Regions from separate parts of the Homo sapiens genome. Here all the other regions are linked to region 3. A link is a loop called in an ENCODE intact Hi-C map of the cell type or tissue named here. Cell type or tissue: ovary. All regions are shown on one strand.

The links. A loop is a pair of places that touch in the nucleus more often than their neighbours do. Peaks named below come from ENCODE experiments on the same cell type or tissue, not always from the same donor. Only the 100,000 strongest peaks of a DNase experiment are listed, where the experiment ranks them.
Region 1: it touches region 3 in a loop (2.7-fold over the local background); 2 of 110 quality-filtered maps call a loop at or near these places.
Region 2: it touches region 3 in a loop (2.1-fold over the local background); 16 of 110 quality-filtered maps call a loop at or near these places.

What each region holds. Positions count from the first base shown.
Region 1 is chr14:35,335,866-35,338,365 of GRCh38, forward strand. No RefSeq gene overlaps it. Among named protein-coding and RNA genes, the nearest start is that of PSMA6, 45 kb to the left of the region's middle. RefSeq lists an enhancer at 684-1,205. In ovary, no CTCF peak of the experiment used is centred here; a DNase peak (open chromatin) is centred at 986; H3K27ac peaks cover 2,500 bases.
Region 2 is chr14:35,283,630-35,286,129 of GRCh38, forward strand. The region is part of intron 9 of PRORP-PSMA6 (PRORP-PSMA6 readthrough); the gene reads left to right. It also overlaps a transcript of PSMA6 not described here. Among named protein-coding and RNA genes, the nearest start is that of PSMA6, 7.5 kb to the right of the region's middle. RefSeq lists an enhancer at 2,117-2,216. In ovary, no CTCF peak of the experiment used is centred here; no DNase peak of the experiment used is centred here.
Region 3 is chr14:35,212,328-35,214,827 of GRCh38, forward strand. All of the region lies in intron 5 of PRORP (protein only RNase P catalytic subunit), which reads left to right. All of the region lies in intron 5 of PRORP-PSMA6 (PRORP-PSMA6 readthrough), which reads left to right. Among named protein-coding and RNA genes, the nearest start is that of PSMA6, 79 kb to the right of the region's middle. In ovary, no CTCF peak of the experiment used is centred here; a DNase peak (open chromatin) is centred at 1,034; H3K4me3 peaks cover 722 bases; H3K27ac peaks cover 2,476 bases.

The DNA of each region.
Region 1 (2,500 bases), 120 kb after region 3:
TTTGTGCTGCGCTGAGCCTGTCCTGTGATGCGGCCCTCACCAACCAAGGACTGAACGAGAGGGACTCCATGCGAACCTGCTCAGCATACAGCAGGTGCCTCGTGGATATTCTTCCCTAAGGCTCCAGGCCAGCCAAGCACTGCATTAACCAGGTTCGGATGAACTTTAGAATGTACGCATCTGAGCTGTCATAGTTTTTTGTTTTCTTGTTTTTTTGAGATGGAGTTTCGCTCTTTCACCCAGGCTGGAGTGAAATGCCGCGATCTCAGCTCACTGCAACCTCTGCCTCCTGGGTTCAAGCCATTCTCCTGCCTCAGCCTCCCAAGTATCTGCGATTACAGGCTCCTGCCACCATGTCCAGCTAATTTTTTGTATTTTTAGTAGAGACAGGGTTTCACCATGTTGGCCAGGCTGGTCTTGAATTCCTGACCTCAGGTGATCCACCCACCTCGGCCTCCCAAAATGCTGGGATTACAGGCATGAACCACTCTACCTGACCCATAGTTCTTAAATTTAAAATCTTGATATGCTGGTGGATATGCAGCTTGATTTCTTTAAGCCGACATGGCCTGACTTTTTCAGATTCTCAGCCTGTGTTGGAGGGCTGTTGAGTGTTCTTTCTATGCAGAAAGTACGCCTGCCGTCCTCTGTTTTGTAATCGCCACCCCATCCCTGCCCAACACACACACCCACACAGCCGCAGTTACGCCGGGTCCAGCAACGCACGAACCAAGTGGAAGGTCAAGGGCTGGGGCTCCGTTTCCCTCCCCTTGAAGCTGTTTGGTTTGCTCTTGTCCCAGCCCCTGACTGAGCCGCCAGCCCAGAACGGGGGCAGCCCTCCCCCATGCAGTCAGGGCCAGAGGAGCATAATATTGCCCCCCCGGGTGCAGCCTTAGGTGCAGGAGCGTTGGGAATTTTCCATCTTGCTCTGCAGCCTGGCTTCTTAGGTCATCGTCCTGCTGCTGACATAGGCCTGGGTTGGGCGAGTTTCCTGCAGGTCAGCGAGGGCGCGGAGGCAGCGCCTGAGCCTGCTCAGGGCCTGGCTTCCTGCCTGCTGTGAGGAAGGGTGGAGGAGGGGTTCGAGGCCTCAACCATCCCTTGGCCCAGAGCCTCAGGCCAAGCAGCCTCCGCCTCTGCCCAGGCCTGTCTCCTCCCGGCCTCCTGCTCTCCTGTTTCCTAAAGCTTTCCCGCTGGGTGGCTCCCAGTTCTTCCAGAAATCCCCTCCAGGAAATTTGCTTGTTGCCACAAAATAATGCAAATCTGTTCCTGGGGCCGCCCAGGCAACCTGCAGTCTCTGTCTCCCCAAGACCTGAGGAGGGAGGGCGAGGCAGGCCCTGTGCCCGTCAGGGTCCCTTTTCCAGCCATGAGGACAAAGGATAAGCCGCACCCTCGTCACCCTCTCATAAGCTGCAAGAGAAAGTTCCTGGTTTTACCTCTAAGGGAACCAGCTCCACCTAGGGAAAGGCCACACAGGACCCTCAAAGGCACCAAGGTCTTTTTTCTATTTAATATCTAAAACAGTCTGAATATATTAAAGTTTATGCTCATGTTTGGCATTTGTTTATCTGTTTCTCGAACTTCAACTCCCTGCCGTGTCTGGAGCAGAAAGTGAAGGCCCATGGATAACACTTCTGCGTGCCACAGTCCTAGGTGGTGACCAATGCAGGGATGCACAGGTGCCGTGTGGCCTTCTGCAGGCCAGGCCCCACAGAGACCCACAGTCAAGGTGGCCTGAGACCCTTGAACAAGGAGCTTGTGGCCAGAGAAAGGCTAAATGCAGCACCCCCACCCCTGTGGCTAGTGCCAGGGCCCCACCTGAATGCTCTGCAGTTGGGTCCCCCCAGGCCATCTCCAGAGGAGAACGCAAGTGGGCTAGGGAGGGAACAGACCAGCCTGATGCAAAACCCTCTCAGCCCAGCACAGCCCTCGTGTCCCTGGGCTGAGGGTCTGGGGAGAACATCACTTGCTCTTGCCTCCCTTCCTTTCTTGCTGCTGCTGCCTCCTGAGGTCAGGCCGTGACTACTCAGGAGAGGAATGGAATTCCAGGGCTCCTGCTCCTAATGAAGGAGAGGTGGGAGGGGCACACACCAAGCTGCTACCAGGTACCAGGCCCTCGGAGGTGCTTGAACACTACCTCCTTGACTCTCAATAGCAATCCTATGAGGTGGATGTTTTCTTGCCCAACAGATGGGATTCTGAGACTCAGAGATATTGGTGACTTGCCCGAGGTCACACCAATGGTAGGTGGTGATTCAAAACCAGGTCTGTGTGCAGTTCAATGACCATGGAGTCTTGCCCTGTTGCACAGGGCTTCTTGTGTCATACACAGCCTTCGCTTTGTGAAATCCAGCACAGTTGACCCACATTCTCACCCAAATCCAAACTCCAAGTTTCAGAGCTTCTTTGCACCCATAAAAGGGGGGCTCAGAAGTCCCCTTGAGGCCTCAGAAAGGACATAGACCAAACAAAGGTTATGGCCTAATAAGAAGCAAATCAAAGT
Region 2 (2,500 bases), 71 kb after region 3:
ACTGCAGCCTCGACCTCCTGGGCTCAAGCAATTATCCTGCCTCAGCCTCCCAAGTAACTGGGACCGCTGGCACACACCCTATAAGGTGGACACCACCACACCTGGTTAATTTATTTTTTGTAGATAAAGGGTTTTGCCATGTTGCCCAAGCTGGTCTCAAACTCCTGGGCTCAAGCAATCCTCCCAACTCGGCCTCCCAAAGTGCTAGGATTATAGATAGGCATGAGCCACCATGTCCAGCCTTTACAAATTTTTTGCAGATAATCTCTTCTTTCCATTCCTATTGCTGCTTACCCCAGTTCAGGCCTTCAAAAACTTTCACTTGGTCTATTATCAATAGCCTCCTGGCTGATGTCCCCAATGACAGTTCCTCATAAATACAGCTACAAGGTTTATCTTCCCAAAGCATAATTCTAGTCTTGCCACTCTCCTTGCTCAAAAACATTAAATGTCTCCCCGTAGCCTTCCAACTAGATAGAGCATAAATTCCTTAGCTTAGTATCCAAGGCCAGCTCCTTTCATTTGTACCCTAATCCAAAACATTTTTTGAGTCATACTTAGGTTAGGCTATTGCCTAGCTTGCCCTAAACACAGGATCTTTTTTCTTCCTCTGCTTGTTTATGCCACTCCCATTCCATGTTGCATTGTGGTGCCTCCCATATTGCTCCTAACATTGCTCTTAACACACCTGTTAAGAGTTCTCCCTGTTCTAAGCTGAGCTTGGACATGCATCTTCCAACAGGTAGTCTTACATTCCCTTTGGCCCGTGAGCATATAAGGTCATTTTCTCATCTGTGCTGCTCTGTTACACATTTCCTTGTGTATTACGGACTACCTCATGTTAGCTTTGCTTTCATTCATGTTTCATCTCCATGGAACTCTGGTGGGGACGCTGTCGGGTTCATCTGTGTGTCTCCCAGAGCAGCTAGCCCAGCTTCTTGCCCAAAGAGGGAGCTCAGTAAATGTTGAATTACTTTGGAGAATTTGTTTGAAAATATCTTCCTGATTTTTACCTCTAATGCCTACTTCTCCTTTAAGTGAATACCCCTCTTGCTCCTTGGTCTTTTGTGTGTGAGCTGGCTAAGTGGGAACTTAATCTGTGGTGTCTGATGCCTCACTGATCCTCAAAAAAACAGTAACTTCTCAGTGCCATCCTCTATAATCATATGATATCTTCAGTGAATTAAAGGTTTATTCATTAGACATCTACTCTGTACTTGGTACTGTGGTAACTGGGATAAAACTTGCTATGTACTTGTAAGACATCATCCCAGAGTTTTTAATCTTTGGAATGTTTCAGTGCCTAAATCTGCTGTCTGTGGTTGATTTTTGGAACTTGCCTTTGTTTCACCATTATGGATGAAATACATTTAGAGTGAAGTTTGAGGATCTCAGCTGAGGTTCATCAAGTCATTCAAAAGCAAGTAGAAAATAAAACTGGAGTCAGGTGCGATGACTGTAATCCCAGCACTTTGGGAGGCCGAGGCAGGAGGATCACTTAAGCCCAGGAGTTCAAGACCAGCCTGGGCAATATAGTGAGACATTATCTCTACAAAAAACTTAAAAATCAGCCAAGCATGGTGGTGCATGCCTGTAGTCCCAGCTACTTGGGAGGCTGAAGTGGGAGGATCGCCTGGGAGGCAGAGGTTGCAGTGAGCCAAGATCGTGCCACTGCACTCTAGCCAGAGTGACAGAGCAAAACTCTATCTCAAAAAAAACAAAAAACAAAAAAAAAAACCGTAGCACACTCTTGCTTTTCTATCAATAACTGGACTCTCAAGAACTGGTTTCTAAATTAGTGACTGAAAATATTGGTCAAAATGATCAGAAACCTCATTCATTTGCATTTTCTCTCTCCCTCTCTCCAATTACCCTCAAGAGAATTTGGTTCATTCTGAGCATCACAGATGACTTAATTTTGTGGTAAGAAAATAGGAATTAGAGTCAGCCAATTAGGAAACCTCAAGGAAGAGGAAGTGTCTCTAGGCTAAAGGGAAGGCTGTTGAGTCTTATTTCCTCTCTGTTCTTGACTCACTTTCTTAGTGACTGGCCAATCTCTGCACCTCCCTTTCCCCACCTTCAGGGAGCTGAGGGTGGGGGTGGGGAATAGAGTGAATAAAGTCTAAATAAAGTTCATAAAGATCCCAAGATGTAGGGAGGTACCATGAAATAATTGATCTTGCAGTTCCATCCCCCATCAACATTCATGGGTGAAGGCTGCATGTGTGTGTGACACGATAGGTAAGAATTAGCTGCTTTCCAAATTAAGACAGAGTGAGTTTCACTTCTGAATAATAGCAGTGTGCAGTGCAGGCCCATGCAGTACCTATTTGGTTTCATTCTTTACTAGGGATAGATCAAAGCGAAATAGCCAACAATTCAGGCCTTATTCATCAGTGCGCCCCCTCCTTTCACAAAGAAGCTGAGTTCCAGTCAAATAGTAGGTGGCTTAATTTCACCGTAGTGGACTTCTATGCCTTTTAAAGTGGGTACAGCATAC
Region 3 (2,500 bases):
TGGAATAGTGACTCTTTTCCAGAAAGTTTTCAATTGATTTTGCTTAGATCCATCAGAGGAGTCACTATGGCAGCTATAGCCTTATGAAATGTATTTCTGAAATAATAAGATTTGAAAGTGTAAATTACTCCTTGAGCTATGGGCTTCAGAATGGATGTTGTGTTCACAGGCATGAAAACAGCATTCATCTCCTTGTATATCTCCATAAGAGCTCTTGGGTGACTAGGTGCATTGTCAATGAACAGTAATATTTTGAAAGGAATCTTTCTGAGCTCATTTTCTGGGCTTAAAATACTCAGTAAATCATGCTGGAAACAGATGTGCCATCATCCAGGCTTTGTTGTTCCGTTGATAAAGCACAGGCAGGGTAGATTTAGCATAATTCTTAAGGGCCCTAGGATTTTTGGACTGGTGAGTGAGCATTGGCTTCAACTTAAAGACAACAGCTACATTAGCCCTTACAAGAGAGTCAGCCTCTCCTTTGAAGCTTTGAAGCCAGGCATTGACTTCTCTTCTCTAGTTATGAAAGTCCTAGATGGCATCTTCTAATAGAAGGCTTTTTTGTCTCCATTGCCAATCTGTTGTTTAGTATAGCCACCTTTATCAATGATCTTAGCTAGGTCTTCGGAATAACTCACTGCAGCTTCTCCATCAGCACTTGCTACTTCGTCTTACACTTTTATGTCATGGAGATGCCTACTTTCTTTAAACCTCATGAGCCAACCTCTGCCAACTTCCAGCTTTTCTTCTGCAGCTTTCTTGCCTCTCTCAAACTTCATAGAATTGAAGAGAGTTTAGGGCCTTGCTCTGGATTACGTTTTGGTGTAAGGGCATGTTGTGGCTGGTTTTGTCTTCTACCCAGGCCACAAAAACTTCATCTCAGCAATAGGCTGTTTTGCTTTCTTTATCGTTTGCGTGTTCACTGGCATAACACTTTAAATTTCCTTCAAGAACTTTTCCTGGTTGGGCACGGTGGCTCATTCCTATAGTCCTAGCTTGGAAAGCTGGTGGGAGGATCACTTCAGCCCAGGAGTTCAAGGCTGCAGTGAGCTGTGATTGCACAACTGCACTCCAGTCTGCAGAGTGAGATCCTGTCTCCTTAAAAAAAATAAAATAAAAATAAAGGAAAAAAACCTTTTTCTTTGCATACACAACTTGGGTAACTGGCACAAAAGGCCTAGCTTTTGACCTGTCTTGGCTTTCAACATGCCCTCCTCACTAATCATCTGTAGATTTTTATTTAAGGTAGGAAATGTGCAACTCTTCCTTTCACTTTTGAACACTTAGTGGTCATCACAGGGTTAATTGGCCTAATTTTGATATTATTATGTCTTGGGGAAAGGGAAGAGAGGGAGAGAGATGGAAGAACAGCTGATGGGTGGAGCAGTCAGAACACACACAACATTTATCGATTAGATTCTCCATCTTACGTGAGTGTGGTTCATGGCACCCCAAAACAATTACAGTAGTAACATCCAAGATCACAGATCACTATGACAGATATAATAATAATGAAAAATTGGAAATATTGTGAGAAGTACCAAAATGTGACATAAAGACAAGAAGTGCTGTTGGAAAAATGGTACTAATAGACTTGCTAAACACAGGACTGCCACCAATCTTCAATTTGTAAAAAATGAATATCTGTAAAGTAATGTGCAATAAAATAATGTATACCTGTATCATATTCCCTGTGCATCTGCTTAGTACACTTTAAAGACTGTTAATGGTGATGATGATAAAAGCCACACATTCTTTATTCATCACTTGTCAGAATGTTCATTTGTTTATTTTAGTGAGTCATCCTTCAAATAAGAGGAAAACAGCATGTTCTTTCAAAGAATACTGTCTGGGAAGCAAGGGTACTTCTCAGATCTAGGAGCAGGAGAATGAGAAAAGCTGAAATGACAAGCCCTGTATTATTTTTGAAGAAGAGTTGTATTTTTTATGGGTAGCCATTTGTAAACCAGCCTAAATAATGAAATTGTAGGAGTTTAGAATAATATCCCAGTACATTAGGTCAATTATGTGGTCAGAAGCCCCAAACAAATATTGAGTGTATTCTCATATTACGATTTTGTTTTCTGAAGTTAAATGGAATGATTTATATGCTTATCTTCTGTTGCATCTTAAAAAGATGTATTATTAGTAGACAAATGCAGAGGTTGTGTGGTTATATAAGTTATCTATTACTCTGACTTCTTAAGCAGCAGGGCAAGAATGGACATGTTTTTCTAAAATAAGACTTTTCTCCATCTTACATGGGTGTGGTTCCTGGCACCCCAAAACAAAGCTGGGGCCGGGTGTGGTGGCTCACGCCTATAATCTCAACACTTTGTGAGGCTGAGGTGGGTGGATCATCTGAGGCCAGGAGTTCGAGACCAGCCTGGCCAACATGGCGAAACTGCATCTCTACTAAAAATACAAAAATTATCTGGGTGTGGTGGTGCACACCTGTAATCCCAGCTACTTGGGTGGCTGAGGCAAGAGAATCGCTTGA